Regions from separate parts of the Homo sapiens genome. Here region 1 is linked to region 2. Evidence: read pairs that join two places in POLR2A ChIA-PET (ENCODE). Cell type or tissue: A673. All regions are shown on one strand.

Region 1 (8,000 bases), 370 kb before region 2:
CAAAATATAACAATTTAAACCTTAGTGGAAGGTACTGGAGTGTTTCTTTTTTTCTTTTTTTTTTTTTTTTGAGACGGGGTCTTGCTCTGTCACCCAGGCTGCAGTGCAGTGGTGTGATCTCAGCTCACTGCAACCTCCTCCTCCTGTGTTCAAGCCATTCTCCTGCCTCAGCCTCCCGAGTAGCTGGGATTACAGGCGCCCACCACCATGCCCAGCTAATTTTTGTATTTTTAGTAAGACAGGGTTGCCAGGCGCCGTGACTCACACCTGTAATCCCAGCACTTTGGGAGGCCGAGGCAGGAGGATCATGAGGTCAGGAGTTCGAGACCATCCTGACCAAAATGGTGAAACCCCGTCTCTACTAAAAATAAAAAAATTAGCCAGATGTGGTGGTACGTGCCTGTAATCCCAGCTACTCATGAGGCTGAGGCAGGAGAACTGCTTGAACACAGGAGGTGAAGGTTGCAGTGAGCTGAGATCACGCCGCTGCACTCCAGCCTGGTGCGACAGAGTGAGACCCCGTCTCAAAAAAAAAAAAAAAAAAAGACGGGGTTTCGCCATGTTGGCCAGGTTGGTCTTGAACTCCTGACCTCAGATGATCCATCCGCCTTGGCCTCCCGAAGTGCTGGGATTACAGGCCGGAGCCACCTTGCCCGACCTGAAAATTTAGCTAGGTGTGGTGGCACGCACCCTGTAGTCCTGGATACTCAGGAGGCTGAGGTAGGAGGATTGCTTGAGGCCAGAAGTTCAAAGCCAGCCTAGGCAACATGGCAGAACCCTGTCTCTAAAAATTAAAATGAAAAATAAAAATGAATTTTGGGCCAGCCGGGTGGCTCACGCCTGTAATCCCAGCACTTTGGGAGGCCGAGGCAGGCGGATCAGGAGGTCAAGGGTTCAAGACCAGCCTGGCCAACATGGTGAAACCCCGTCTCTACTAAAGATACAAAAAATTAGCCAGGCGTGGTGGCATACACCTGTAATCCCAGCTACACAGGAAGCTAAGGCAGGAGAATCGCTTGAACCCAGGAGGCGGAGGTTGCAGTGAGCTGAGATCGCACCACTGCACTCCAGCCTGGGTGACAGAGTGAGACTCTGTCTCAAAAAAATAAAAAAGAAAAAAAAAAGAAAAAGAAAAGGCAGTAAAGTTTAGGTGAGCTGTGAACAAATTAGCTTTGGCAAAACATATATCTCTTTCTGTTGAACCTTCATGATATCATACAGAAATGTAAACTGTGAATAGTGGAGAGAGATGATGAGTTTTGTGCTTCAGAATGATTACTCTAATGAAAGTATGGATTGAAGAGATCAAGATTGTAGATGAGTCTATTGTCTTTGTCCCAGTGGAGGGAGGATATCTCAAATTAGGGTAGCAGCAACTGAGATGGAGATGATGGGATGAATTCAACTCTTTTTTTTTTTAGAGACAAGGTGTCACGCTGACACCCAGGCTGTTTAGGCAGTGGTGCAATCTTAGCTCACTGCAGCCTTGAACTCCTGAGTAGCTGGGACTACAGGTGTGGGCCACCATGCCTGGCTTATTTTTTAACTTTTCGTAGAGATGGGTTCTCCCTGAATTACTCAGTGATATGATTTCGATCTGTGTCCCCACCAAAATCTCATGTGGAACTGTAATCCTAACATTGGAGGTGGGGCGTTGGATCAGTAGGAGGTGATTGGATCATGGAGGCAGATTTCTCATGAATAGTTTAGCACTATCCTCCTTGGTACTGTCCTTGTCAGTGAGTTCTGGCAAGATCTGCTTGTTTAGAAGTGTATAGTACTTCCTCCCTCTCTCTCTTGCTCCTGCCTCTGCCATGTAGGATGCTTGCTCCCCCTTTGCCTTCTGCCATGATTGGAAGCTTCCTGAGGCCTCCTCAAAAGTGGAAACTGCTATGCTTCCTTTATAGCCTGCAGAGCCATGAGCCAATTAAACCTCTTTTCCTTATAAATTACCCAGTCTCAGGTATTTCTTTATAGCAATGTGAGAAGGAACTAATGAACCCAGGCTGGTTTGGAACTCCTAGGCTCAAGCAATCCTCCCACCTCAGCCCCTCAAAGTGCTGAGATTATGGATGTGAGCCACCACGCGCAGCCCCAGCCCCAAGGTTTTGTTTTCTTTTGTTTTTTTCATTTTATTTGAGACAGAGTTTTGCTCTGTCACCCAGGATGAATGCAGTGACACAATCACGGCTCACTGCAGCCTAACTCCCGGGTGCAAGGGATCCTTCCACCTCAGCCTCCCGAGTAACTGGGACCACAGGCATGCACCACCTTGCCAGCTACCTTTTTTTTTTTTCGGTAGAGATGGAGTCTTGCTAGCTTGCCCAAGCAGGTCTTGAACTCCTGGACTCAAGCAGTCTCCCACTTTGGCCTCCCAAAATGCTGAGATTAGAGGCGTGAGCCAGCGCACCTGGCCTCCAGTATTATTTAAGAGGTAGAAATAGGCCGGGCATGGTGGCTCACGCCTCTAATCCCAGCACTTTGGGAGGCCGAGGGGGTGGGGGGCAGATCACCTGAGGTCGGGAGTTCGAGACCAGCCTGACCAACATGGAGAAACCCGGTCTCTACTAAAAATACAAAATTAGCCGGGTGTGGTGGCACATCCCTGTAATCCCAGCTACTTGGGAGGCTGAGGCAGGAGAATGGCTTGAACCCAGGAGGCAGAGGTTGCAGTGAGCCGAAATCACGCCATTGCACTTCAGCCTGGGCAACAAAAACGAAACTCCCTCTCAAAAAAAAAAAAAAAAAAAAAAGAAGTGGCAGGAATTCAACGAACAAAAGAAATTTGGGATAATGGAAACCCACCTAGATATCTAGGTGGATAAAGATTAGCGAGGGTAGTTTGCAAAGGAGGAGAATTGGGTATGAAGAGATAATAAATTAGGCATCTTTAGCATATGGGAGGATGAAAGTCTTTGGGGTGGGCTGGGTGCAGTGGCTCAGGCCTGTAATTCCAGCACTTTGGGAGGCTGAGGTGGGCGGATCACCTGAGGTCAGGAGTTTGAGACCAGCCTGACCAACGTGGAGAAACCCCATCTCTACTAAAAATACAAAATTAGCCGTGTGTGGTGGTGCATGGAGGCTGAGGCAGGAGAATCACTTGAACCTGGGAGGAGGACGGTGCAGTGAGCCGAGATCACACCACTGCACTCCAGAATGGGCAACAAGAGTGAAACTCTGTCTTAAAAAAAAAAAAGAAAATCTTTGGGGTGAATGAAATTGCCCATGGATTAACTGGAGTGATAAGAACTGGGGATCAGTTAGAGGAAAATAAAACCACAAACTATAATGAGGAGAATTGGAAGCATTGAGATGTAAGGTGGGAATACTTGAGAAAATTATAAGGAAAATGAGAATTATCTGCTCAGTATTAAACAAAATTAGCATCAAATGGTATAAGAAATTTGGTACCCTGCTTTTTTTACTAGAGAGTATTTTTAGCATTTTTCTATGTCATTAAATAATCATTAAAAGTCTTTAATGATTGTAAAGATTTAATCGTGAAGATGTACCATAACATTTAACATTCTCCTACTATTGAATATTTAAATCTTTCTAATATTTAAGCACTTACAATTTTTTTAGCAAATCTCTTTGAAGTTCTGACTCTTTCCATAAATGAATTTCTAGATATTGAATTACTGGGTCAGAGTATAGGACTTTTTCTTTGGGGTTTTTTTTTGTTTGTTTTTGGAGACAAGGTCTCTGCCATCAGGCTAAAGTGCAATGACATGATCCTGTCTCACTGCAAACTCTAACTTCTGGGCTCAAGCAATCTTCCCACCTCAGCCTCCTAAGTAGCTAGGACTACAGGTGTGCACCACCATGCCCAGCTAATTTTAAAAATTATTTTAGATCCAGAGTCTTGCCATGTCACCCAGGCTGGTCTCCAACCCTTGGGCTCAAGTGATCTGCCTCAGCTTCCCAAAGTGCTGATATTACAGCATGAGCCACCATTCCCAGTCTATATAGAACTTTTTATAGTTTTCTTCATCTAGGTACTAAACAATTCTTGTTAAAGTTATTTTGATTCTTTTTTATTATTATTGCTGTGAAAAAGATTTTTTGGTTAAGAATTTACTGCTAGTATGTAGCTTTATTGATTTTTTAATGTATTTATTTTATATTCATCACTTTGAAACTTCTGTAAAAAGCCTACCAGTTTTAACTTGATTCCCTAAAGTTTTGTAGGTAAATCATCTGCAAATAATGCTAATACAATCTTTCATGTTTTCAACATATGCCTCTTATTTCTGATTCCTTTTTTTTTTTTTTTTTTTTTTTTTTTGAGACAGAGTCTCGCTTGTAACACAATCTCTGCCTCCTGGGTTCAAGTGATTCTTCTGTCTCAGCCTCCTGAGTAGCTGAGATTACAGGCATACACCACCATACCCGGCTAATTTTTTGTTTTTTTAGTAAAGATGGGGTTTCACCATGTTGGTCAGGCTGGTCTTGAACTCCTGACCACAAATGGTCCACTTCCCAAAGTGCTGGGATTACAGGCATGAGCCACTGCGCTCAGCCCTGATCCATTTCTTATTTCTTTGAGTGGATTTCCTTAATCTATGTTAAACAAAAAAGGGAAAGCAGGCAACTTTATCCGTATTTATGATTTGATTGACAACATATCCAGTGTTTAACCATTAACTGTGTTGTTACTGGTGTGTGTTTGTTTGTTTGTTTATGAGACGGAGTCTTGCTCTGTTACCCAGGCTGGAATGCAGTGGTGCAATCTTGGCTCACAGCAACCTCCACCTCTCGGGTTCAAGCAATTCTCCTGCCTCAGCCTCCCAAGTAGCTAGGATCACAGGCGTGTGCCACCCACCCAGCTAATTTTTATATTTTTAGTAGAGATAGGGTTTCACCATGTTGGCCAGGCTGGTCTCGAACTGCTGACCTCAGGGGATCCACCTGCCTCGAACTCCCAAAGTGTTGGGATTACAGGCGTGAGCCACCGTTTCTGGCCTGCTGATTATTCTTTATAATATTAGGCATTGGTGGGAATTGATGTTCACTGTATTTGATTTGGGGTGGGGATCCCATTCATTTCAGTATGCTACAAAGAGATGAAGGAAAAAGTTTAGATTTATTCTTGATCTTACTTGCTTCATGGTAAACTACTGGGGTCACCACGGGAGAATTTCTTCTGTTTATACCAGTGGATTTATAGAGCCAGACTGCCCAGACTGAAACCCAAGTTTAAAGTTTTTAATTGCGTAACCTAGGCAAGTTACTGAATTCTGTTCCTAAATTTCTTCCTCCGTAAACCTCGAAAGATACATGGTTTTGAGTTAATTTGTGAAAGGAGTTATGGGTTCCTTTGTTTTCAAAGATGATATCCCACCCTCTTACTCTGTGAGTGTTGTGATTTGTTTTTTCACATTAATATTGTAACCGCCCAAGGGGTTCACCTTGCCCACTGCCTAGACAGAGCCAATTTATCCAGATGGAGAGCTGCAATGGTGAAAGAGTAATTCACGCAGAGCTGCGGGAGACCAGAGTTTTACTGTTACTCAAATCTGTCTCCCTGAGCATTCAGGCAGCAGAGTTTTTAAGCATAATGTGGTGGGTGGGGCGAAGCCAGTGAGCTGATTGGTCAGAGACGAAATCATGGGGAGTCGAAGGTCTCTTCTTGGGCTGAGTCAGTTCCTGGGTGGGGGACTACAAGATCAGATGAGCCAGTTTATTGATCTGGGTGATCCATCAAGTGCAGGGTCTGCAAAATATCTCAAGCACTGATCTTAGCAGTTTAGGGAGGGTTAGAATCTTGTGTCCTCCAGCTGCATGACTCCTAAACCATAATTTATAATCTTGGGCCTAACTCGTTAGTCCTACAAAGGCAATCTAGTCCCCAGGCAAGGAGGTCTGCTTTGGGAAAGGGCTGTTACCGTCTTTGTTTAAACTATGATCTATAAATTAAGTTTCTCCCAAAGTTAGTTCATCCTATGCCCAGGAATGAACAAGGACAGCTTGGAGGTTAGAAGCAAGATGGAGTCAGTTAAGTTAGATCTCTTTCACTGTCTCAGTCATAATTTTGCAAAGGCAATTTCAATATTAGTAATCGTGTTTTTTCTCAGGCACTCCATTTGCACAATGTCCTGCCTGTGCAGTGTCTGCTTTGGCCCAGTAATGCAAATGTTTTCGGGGACAAATCTGTTTTGGAGATCTTGGTTATTAAGATCTTTACTCTGATAGAAAGCAATGTGCATTCAGTACACTCCTCAACTTGGGATGGGGTTACATTTGGATAAACACCTCCTAAGTTGAAGGTATAAAGCGGGGAGTTTTTGGTTTTTGTTTTTTGCTTTTGAGACAGGGTCTCACTCTGTCACCCAGGTTAGAGTGCAGTGGCAGGATCATGGCTTACTGCAGCCTCCACCTCCCGGGCTCAAGTGACCCTCCTGCCTCAGTCTCCCGAGTAGCTGGGACTACAGGCACACGTCACCACATCTAGCTAATTTTTTTGGTAATTATTTTAGAGACAGGGTTTTGCCACGTTGCATAGGCTGGTTTTGAGCTCCTGAGCTCAAGCAACCCACCCACCTCAGCCTTCCAAAGTGCTGGGATTACAGGTGTGAGCCATCACACCCAGACTAGAGTGTGTTTTTTGTTGTTCTTGTTTTTTTGAGACGGAGTTTCGCTCTTGTTGCCCAGGCTGGAGTGTAATGGTGCAATCTCGGCTCACTGCAACCTCCACCTCCTGGATTCAAGCAATTTTCCTGCCTCAGCCTCCCAGGAAGCTAGGATTACAGGTGCCCACCACCACGCCCAGCTAATTTTTGTATTTTTAGTAGAGACGAGGTTTCACCACATTGGCCAGGATGGTCTCAATCTCTTGACCTCGTGATCCACCCGCCTCGGCCTCTCAAGAAGCTGGGATTACAGGCGCCTGCCACTATGCCCAGCTAAATTTTTGTATTTTTAGTAGAGACGGGATTTTGCCGTGTTGGCCAGGCTGGTCTTGAAGTCCTGAACTCAGATGATCCACCTGCCTCGGCCTTCCAAAGTGCTGGGATTACAAGCATGAGCCACTACACCCGGCCTAGAGTGTGTTTTTTACTTATGATATTTTCAGTTTAGGATGGGTTTATTGGGACGTAGCCAGATTGTAAGCCAGGGAGTATATATATATATATATATTTGAGACGGAGTCTTGCTCTATCGCCAGGCTGGAGTGCAGTGGCTAATTTTTTGTATTTTTAGTAGAGACGGGGTTTCACCATGTTGGGCAGGATGGTCTCGATCTCTTGACCTCATGATCTGCCCGCCTCAGCCCTCCAAAATGCTGAGATTACAGGTGTGAGCCACTATGCCTGGCCTATATATATATACACACATATATATATACACACACACATATATATACACACACATATATATATACATACACACACACATATATATATATATACACACACACACATATATATATATATATTTTTTTTTGAGACGGAGTCTCGGAGTCTCCCTCTGTCACCCAGGCTGGAGTGCAGTGGCACAATCTCAGCTCGCTTCAAGCTCTGCCTCCTGGGTTCACACCATTCTCCCACCTCAGCCTCCCAAGTAGCTGGGACTACAGGCACCCGCCACCTTGACCAGCTATTTTTATTTTTGTGTTTTTAGTAGAGACGGGGTTTCACCATGTTAGCCAGGATGGTCTTGATCTACTGACCTTGTGATCCACCCGCCTCGGCCTCCCAAAGTGCTGGGATTACAGGCGTGAGCCACTGCGCCCGGTCATGGCACCTATATTTTTTATATATCACATGAAGACCATGTAGCTTCAGCATCACTCCCCTACTCGTGAAATGCTATAGTAGAGGGATAGTAAGCCTATTAAAAGTAAGTACTTCAGGCCGGGTGCGGTGGCTCACACCTGTAATCCCAGCACTTTGGGAGGCAGGTGGATCACGAGGTCAAGAGATCGAGACCATCCTGGCCAACACGGTGAAACCCCGTCTCTACTAAAAATACAAAAATTAGCTGGGCATGGTGGTGCA
Region 2 (8,000 bases):
TTGATGGCCATTCTATGGATTCTAATAGTTTATTCAATCAAGGCCTTGGTTTTAATCATTAAAGTTTTTTTCCTCTCATTTTGACTATTAAAATAATTATGTCTCATCTGGCTGTTTACAAACAGGAATCTCCTGTTTTTAGTCAATAAATAAAATATTTAGAAGCGGCACTGAAATCCCATGGGTTTTATATACACCCCAGGAAGGGATAGACTGGTGGAGCAAAGCTTGGGTTTGAAAAGCTCCAGTGGAGGAAGTCCCCAGGCCCAGACTCAGGCCATGCCAGAAGAAAGGAGAAGTTTTGTCTGAAGCTGTGCTTGGTAACACTCCCCACCCTCCCACCCACCTGATATTCTCACGCCTCTGCCTTGTCAAGACATGAATGAGGCCCAGTTTGTGCCCAGGTCATTTTGCGCTTTGCCATATGCTGTGTGGAAGCTGCAGAGTGGCCATTGTGGTGCTGGTCAAGAAGGGAGTGCCAGAAGATTGACCTTTGTCCCTAAAGAGAACACCTGGCTGAGTCCAGGGCCTGGTTCGAATCCAGTTCCAGGGAGCAGGGAAGGTACTGAGCCAGTCTCTTCCACTGAGTGCATTCCAAGGGTGTTAATGGAGAGTCTTAAGGGATCAGACACATGCACCCTGGGGATCCTCTGTTGCTTTTGTACCAGCTCATAGAGTCCTAGTAGCCTCTGTGAGCTGAAAAAGCCTATTTATCGCCTTGGAATCAGCACTCCTGCCAACAAGGGTTAATCGAGATGGGAAGGGAAAGAATGTGCAGCATTATGTGACTGTAGTTTGTTATGGTATTGGTGGAGTGAAATTGTGAGAAGGCATGGGAAATGTATTTGGAGTCTTATAAAATCTTTATAACTCTGAGTCAGGTTGGATCTGGGTCATTACCGAATTCCTGTGATGTAGGGAAAATCATGTCACCAGTTACATCTGCTGAGATTCTGCCAGTCAAGTGGTCTCTGCCTCCCAATATTAAATGTCCTTGTCATCTTGTTATGCTATATTAGCAGGGAGAGGCTACTGAGGCTGTCTTGGGAATGACTGAGCCTCTTTGCTGTTTCCAGTCTTGTAGCTTCAACAGAACATGCCATCCATGCTGACCTTATTGAACAAGTCAATCTCATCCAGAGGTGTAGTAGGTGGTGGCCCAGGAAGGAAATCTGAGAGGTTTCGAGAGTATCTCTCCAGTTCTCCAAGACTTTCTCACACCCCAAATCCCCGTGTCTGAAATCCTGCTAGGATTAGATTCCTTTGGCCCATGAAGGAGTTTTTCTTCTCTGCAAGGCTCCTATGGATGTGAAAGTGGTGATCTCACTGTCACCATTCATCGTAGAGGAGTTTAAGAACCATGAGAATTCCAAGATATCCTGCAGAATTTCCAGGAGCAAGCTCTTGGGAAATTGGACAGAGCTAGCCCCAGGCAGGGCATTTTCTCACCACTTTTCTCTGTGCTACTCCGGTTTTACTGGTCACATATCTGCAGTGGACACAGAGTTCCCAGAGAGTGTGGAAGGCATCAAGGACCACAAGTCTGTGGGCTGGATCCAGCTTCAGCCTGATTTATACTCTAACTTCTTTCCCTCTGACTTGTAACGCTCCGAGCACTGGCCACACAGAAAAGCTACCAGGAGGGAGATAGCAGCTTTTCCCTCAGAAAACATGAGTCCAGAATCTGCCCAGAAGGTGTTTCTCACCATAGGAAAAGAATAGTGATCCTGCTACGCTGATCCTCCGCTCACATTTCCAGATAGACCTGGATTGTCCTGGGACTCCCACAGCCTGGGGAATTGGAGCATCAGGATTTTCCTGGCGATAATATGGCCATAAGGGACAGAGTAGTTCACTGCTCCTGTGAAAAGATTAGGAGAAACTCCTGGTGCAGATGGGATGACAGAGTTTGAAAGTTTTGAATCCTGCTTACCTCAGTTATTATGAGGTAAAAGCTCATTTTCTTCTAGGGATTTTATATGGAAAGAATAGGCCTCCTTCTCTGATTTCTATGGGATGCAAAAATTCTCAAATACAGAGAAGGCAATGTCAAAATTGTAAGGATGTGATTGCCCAAGGCAGGCAACAGATGCAGGAGCAGGACGCACTCCCACATGCAGCTGCTGAGTGTGCAAAGCTTTTCAGAAGGCTTTGGGCATGTGAATTAAAAAGCCTTATCAATATGTGTTACTTTGCCTAAGAAATTCCATTTTTTTATGATCCCATGGAAACAATTAAGGTTGTTTGCAAAGACTTTCCTGCAGGGTTATCGAAATTGTATTTATAATAGTGAAAAATTAGAAGCAATTTTAGCTCTTGGTTCCATAAATAAAGTCTATATTTTCGAGGTATGACAGGTGGGGAAGGACACTCAGGTTGGGTTCCCCAGAAAGTTGTGAGATGGAGATTTGTATGGAGGCTTTCATATCACAACCTGCAGAATAGAAGAGAAGAAAGTGGGATTGGGTAGAGGGAGAAGTTAGGCTGCTATGCAGTCTCAGTAAGGGTGCCAGTTGACCCCAGGAAGAGCTGCAGAACTGAGACAGCCCTTCAAAATTACCCCAACTTTGAGTGGAAGGGCCAGAACTTTGCCCCTATGTCAACTAGTCATTGGCTGTGGCTGTCCCAGGAACGACGTGTGTTCCAGGGCGACGGGATGCCCTTCAGCTGAGGGCTGTCTGCAAGCCATACTCCCAGCAGCTGGAGAACAAATTCCTCAGTTCTGAAAGGGGGTCGTGGGTGGCACCACCTGACAGCCACTGCAGGCCACACCTTCCACCACTTGGATTCACTTCTTCATATAAGTTTTAGGAGAAACAACTCTAGGATCCTGGTGGGTCTCTTTTTCCAGGAAGAAACTTGTAAGAGGCCAAGGGATGGACTGCAGCCACCGTCCCCACTGCAGTTGGTCTTAACCCTGCAGTTGACAGTGATTGCTGCTGTCCTCTGCTGTCCATTCCAGGTGCCCCTCAACCTCCACTGGCACCTCTGCTGGTCTTGGTGGCTTCCCAGTGGCATGATCCAGACATTCATCCCTGAGCCCCTGGTCACCATGTGCCTCTCAGGCTATGGCTACTGCACTTATCTATTTACTATGAAAATGGGGCAAGGTAGTACAGGGAGCTTTCCAGTATTAAAGTGCATTACCTGGGTGCCAAACATATTTCTCCCTTCCCCCACTGTGATTAACACTGTGTGTTAATCGCCCTACTTCCTTCTAATCATCAGGATCAAATACCCCTGTCGGGATGGTGACTCCTCTGCTTGCTGGCTGGCTCCTTGGCAGCAGCTGTAGTTTACAGCTCAAAAGAACGCTTGATGTGTTTCCCAAGGGAATTGTTTCGACCTCTAAAGCTACAGAACGGAGGTTCGTGGGATAGGGAAGCACATAACCGTCAGCTGGGTGGCTGGAAGTGATGGTGAGCAAGGACTCTCCTGTTCCCACTCCTTGGTTCCCAGGCTGTAGATGCTGCTTATAGGAACACAACCATATAAAGGCACAGGTGTCCCTTGACTTACGATGCAGTTACATTCCAATAAACCTGCCTTAAGTAGAAAATAAGTCAAAAATACATTTAGTACCCCAATAAACCATCATAAAGTCAAAAAATTGTGAGTCAAACCATCATTAGTTGGGGACCATCTGTAGTCGATCAGCGTGATCTACTGGTATTCTAACCATCTGCTAAAATAAGACTTAGCTCTATTTAGAGGAACATAAGTCAGGAACATCTATAATTTTTTCAAGTATAATGTTTGCCATCAAATGAAATATTAGAAGTCATGCAGGGGAAAAGAAAGCATCAATTGGCCAGATAGCAACAGACCCAGAAGCAATTCATCTATTGCAGTTAACACTCAAGGATTTTTAAATAAATATTATTTAAAATAAATAATATATTCAAAAGAGAAAAAAGAATGAAGAATTTTAGCAAATAAATAGAATCCATATAAAAAGAAGACTAAGATTCCAGAAATAAAACATCTGAGTAAAATGAATAATTCAAAATATGGTTTTAATAGATTAAAAACAGGATAATAACAGAAATACAGGTAAGTGGAAAGTATCCAGGTTGATGCAGATAGATAGAGAAGAATGGGAGATACAGAAAACCGTAAGAGCCATCTGGAACATGGTGAAAAGTCCTAAGCTATCTGTAACTGGAAACCTAGAATTAGAGAGAGAGAAAACGAGGTAAAGCAATATTTGAAGAAACCTGGGTGAGAATTTCCCCACACTGATGAAAGACATCATAACACAGTCTCAAAAAGCTCTACAAACCCCAAGTATGATTCAAAAGCAAAGAAAACCCCTGCACACCCAGGCACATTGCAGTAAAACCTATGACAGCTAACAGCAAAGAGAAAATCTGACAAGCAGCTAGAGAGAAAACAATGGGACTCACAATTCACAATGGACCTTTTAGTAGAAACTCTGGAAGCTGAAGACAATGGGATGTCATTTTATTCTAGATGCTTAAAAAAAAAAAGCCCGGCCAGGCGCGGTGGCTCACACCTGTAATCCCAGCACTTTGGGAGGCCGAGGGGGGCGGATCACGAGGTCAGGAGATCGAGACCATCCTGGCTGACACGGGGAAACCCCGTCTCTACTAAAAATACAAAAAATTAGCCGAGAGTGGTGGCGGGCGCCTGTAATCCCAGCTACTTGGGAGACTGAGGCAGGAGAATGGCGTGAACCCGGGAGGCGGAGCTTGCAGTGAGCCGAGATCGCGCCACTGCACTCCAGCTTGGGCGACAGAGCAAGACTCCGTCTCAAAAAAACCCACAAAAACCAACAAACAAAAACAAACAAACAAAACCCCAAATGACAGCCTAGAACTCTATTTCAAGAGAAATTATCCTCCTAAATGAATGTAATATATATCTGAAAAGCTGAGAGAATCCACTGGAAGACTATAATAAAATGCCAGAAGAGTTAATCAGGCAGAAGGAAAATGACAGCAACTGGAACAAGGAGCTTCAGGAGAGAATTAAGAGCACGAGAATAGCTAAATATGTGAGTAAATATAAGCAGACATTGCTTAAAAACAATAATAGTAATATCTTCGGGAGTTTAAAATAAATATAGAAATAAAGATCTATGACAACAATGGAACAAAAGGCAAGGAGTAAATGAAATTAAATTGTCAGTTTTTTTCATTGCTTTGAAATGGCAAAATATTAATTTCAAGAGTGTTCCAATGAGTCAAAGATTCATAGGGAATTTAAAGGGCTATTATTTTCAAACATTTCAGTCTCAGGACTGCTTTACACTTTTTTTTTTTTTTTTTTTTTGAGGCGGAGTTTTGCTCTTGTTGCCCAGGCTGAAGTGCAATGGCATGATCTCAGCTTACTGCAACCTCCCTGCCCCTGGGTTCAAGCGATTCTCCTGCCTCAGCCTCCTGAGTAGCTGGGATTACAGGCATGTGCCACCACGCCCGGCTAATTTTGTATTTTTAGTAGAGATGGGGTTTCTCCATGTTGGTCAGGCTGGTCTCGAACCCCTGACCTCAGGTGATCCGCCCACCTCAGCCTCCCAAAGTGCCAAGATTACAGGCGTGAGCCACCACACTCGGCCTGCTTTACACTTTTAAAAATTATTGAGGAACCCAAAGAGTTTTTTTATATAGGTTATATCTATTGATATTTACTGTACTTGAAATTAAAATGGGAAAAATTAAAAATATTTATTTTAAAAACTGGGCAGGTGCAGTGGCTCATGCCTGTAATCCCAGCACTTTGGGAGGCCGAGGCAGGTGGATCACGAGGTCAGCAGATCGAGACCATCCTGGCTAACACAGTGAAACCCCGTCTCTATAAAAATACAAAAAGTTAGCCAGATGTGGTGGGATGCACCTCCCAGCTACTCAGGAGGCCAAGGCAGGAGAATTCCTTGAACCTGGGAGGCAGAGGTTGCAGTGAGCCGAGATCGCACCATCGCACTCCAGCCTGGATGACAAGAGCGAAACTTCATCTCAAAGAAAAAAAAATCACTAGGAATGTGGAAGATTTGAAGAAAACTATTAACCAACTAGATCTAATTAATATTTATAGAACATTAACATCTAATTGCAGAATTTTCAAGTGAAAATTCTTACTTTCGTGTTATTTTCAAGTGAATATGGAGCATTAACCAAAAAATAGAGGCTGGGCCATAAAGTAAGTCTCAACAAACTTAAGGATTAAAATAATATAGTATGAGGCCGAGCACGGCAGCTCATCACCTGTAATCCCAGCACATTGGGAGGCCGAGGCAGGTGGATCACTTGAGGTCAGGAGTTCAAGACCAGCCTGACCAACATGGTGAAACCCCATCTCTACTAAAAATACAAAAAAATTAGCTGGTTGTGGTGGCACACACCCATAATCCCAGCTATCCAGGAGGCTGAGACACAAGAATCACTTGAACCCAGGAAGCAGAGGTTGCAGTGAGCCAAGATTGTGCCACTGCACTCCAACCTTGGCAACAGAGTGAGGCTCTGTCTCAAAATAATAATAAAATAATAATAATAATAATAATAATAATAATAATAATAATAATATAGTGTGTTCTTTGATCACATTGGAATTAAACTAGGTATCTATAATAGATAAATAGAAAATCCACAAATGCTTTACAACCAATTAACATACTTCTAAATAGTCAAGGGTCAAGGTAGAAATTATAATAAAGATTAGAAAATGCTTTTAACTGAATGATAAAATACAACATAATCCATGGACAGAAAAATTAACACAAAATTGCATGTAGGACTAAACATAAAATATAAATCCATAAAATTTCCAAAGAAAACAGGAGAAAAAAACTTCAGGATCCTAGGGTAGGTAAAAATTTCTTCAATAGAACCAAAAAGGTATGACAAAAAAAAGAAATGACAAATTGATATCCATCCAAATCCAAAGCATCTGCTCTTCAAAAGACACCACTAGGAAAATTTAAAAGGAAGTTAAAGACTGACAGAAGATATTCCCAACATGTATATATGATAAAGGACTTGTATCTAAATAAAGAGCATTACAACTTAATAACAAGACCAATAACCTAATTCTTAAAATGAGCAAAATAAACAGATGCTTCACAATGGAGAGATATAAAGGCCATTAAGCACATGAAAAATGTTCAAAATAATCGTCAGGGAAACGCAAAGCAAAATCACCTTGAAGCACTGCTGCATATATTAGAAAAGTTACAAAATAATTAAAAAAAAACCTGGCCGGGCTTGGTGGCTCACGCCTGTAATCTCAGCACTTTGGGAAGTCAAGGCGGGCGGATCACGAGGTCAGGAGATCAAGATCATCCTCGCCAACACGGTGAAACCCCATCTGTACTAAAAATACAAAAAATTAGCAGGGTGTGGTGGCACGCACCTATAGTCCCAGCTACTTGGGAGGCTGAGGCAGGAGAATCGCTTGAACCTGGGAGGGGGAAGTTGCAGTGAGCCAAGATCTCGCCACTGTGCTCCACTCCAGCCTGGGCAACAGAGCAAGACTCTGTCTCTCAAAACAAACAAACAAACAAAAACCTGACAATTCAGTTGGCAAGGCTGAAAGTACCTCAAACAATCATACATTGTTGGGGGGTTGTAAAATGGTACAAATACTTTGGAAAACAATTGGCAGTTTCTTATAAAGTTTTACATATATTTATCATATGAACTAGCAACTCCAAACCCAGAAATTGATGCAATATAAATGAAAAAAATATATGTCTACACAAAAAGTTGTATATGACTGTTCATAGCAGATTTATTCATCATAACCCCAAACTGGAAACAACTGTCCATCATCGAGTGAGTTAATCAGTTGTGGTCATATATTAACATAACAGTATGCTACTCAGCAATAAGAGAATGAAACACTGATACACACCATATTAACGGATCTCAAAACTTTATGTTAAGAGAAAGAAGGCAGACACAGAAGAGTATGCTGTATCATTCCATTTATATGAAAGTCTAGAAAAGATAATTCTAATCTATACTGACAAAAACTAGATTTAT

Evidence for each region. Peaks named below come from ENCODE experiments on the same cell type or tissue, not always from the same donor. Only the 100,000 strongest peaks of a DNase experiment are listed, where the experiment ranks them.
Region 1: POLR2A ChIA-PET joins it to region 2 with 11 read pairs; 2 of 35 experiments call an interaction of 5 or more read pairs at or near these places.

The regions. Positions count from the first base shown.
Region 1 is chr17:16,238,384-16,246,383 of GRCh38, forward strand. All of the region lies in intron 2 of PIGL (phosphatidylinositol glycan anchor biosynthesis class L), which reads left to right. Among named protein-coding and RNA genes, the nearest start is that of PIGL, 25 kb to the left of the region's middle. In A673, no CTCF peak of the experiment used is centred here; no DNase peak of the experiment used is centred here; H3K27ac peaks cover 1,003 bases.
Region 2 is chr17:16,605,858-16,613,857 of GRCh38, forward strand. No RefSeq gene overlaps it. Among named protein-coding and RNA genes, the nearest start is that of ZNF287, 41 kb to the left of the region's middle. In A673, no CTCF peak of the experiment used is centred here; no DNase peak of the experiment used is centred here.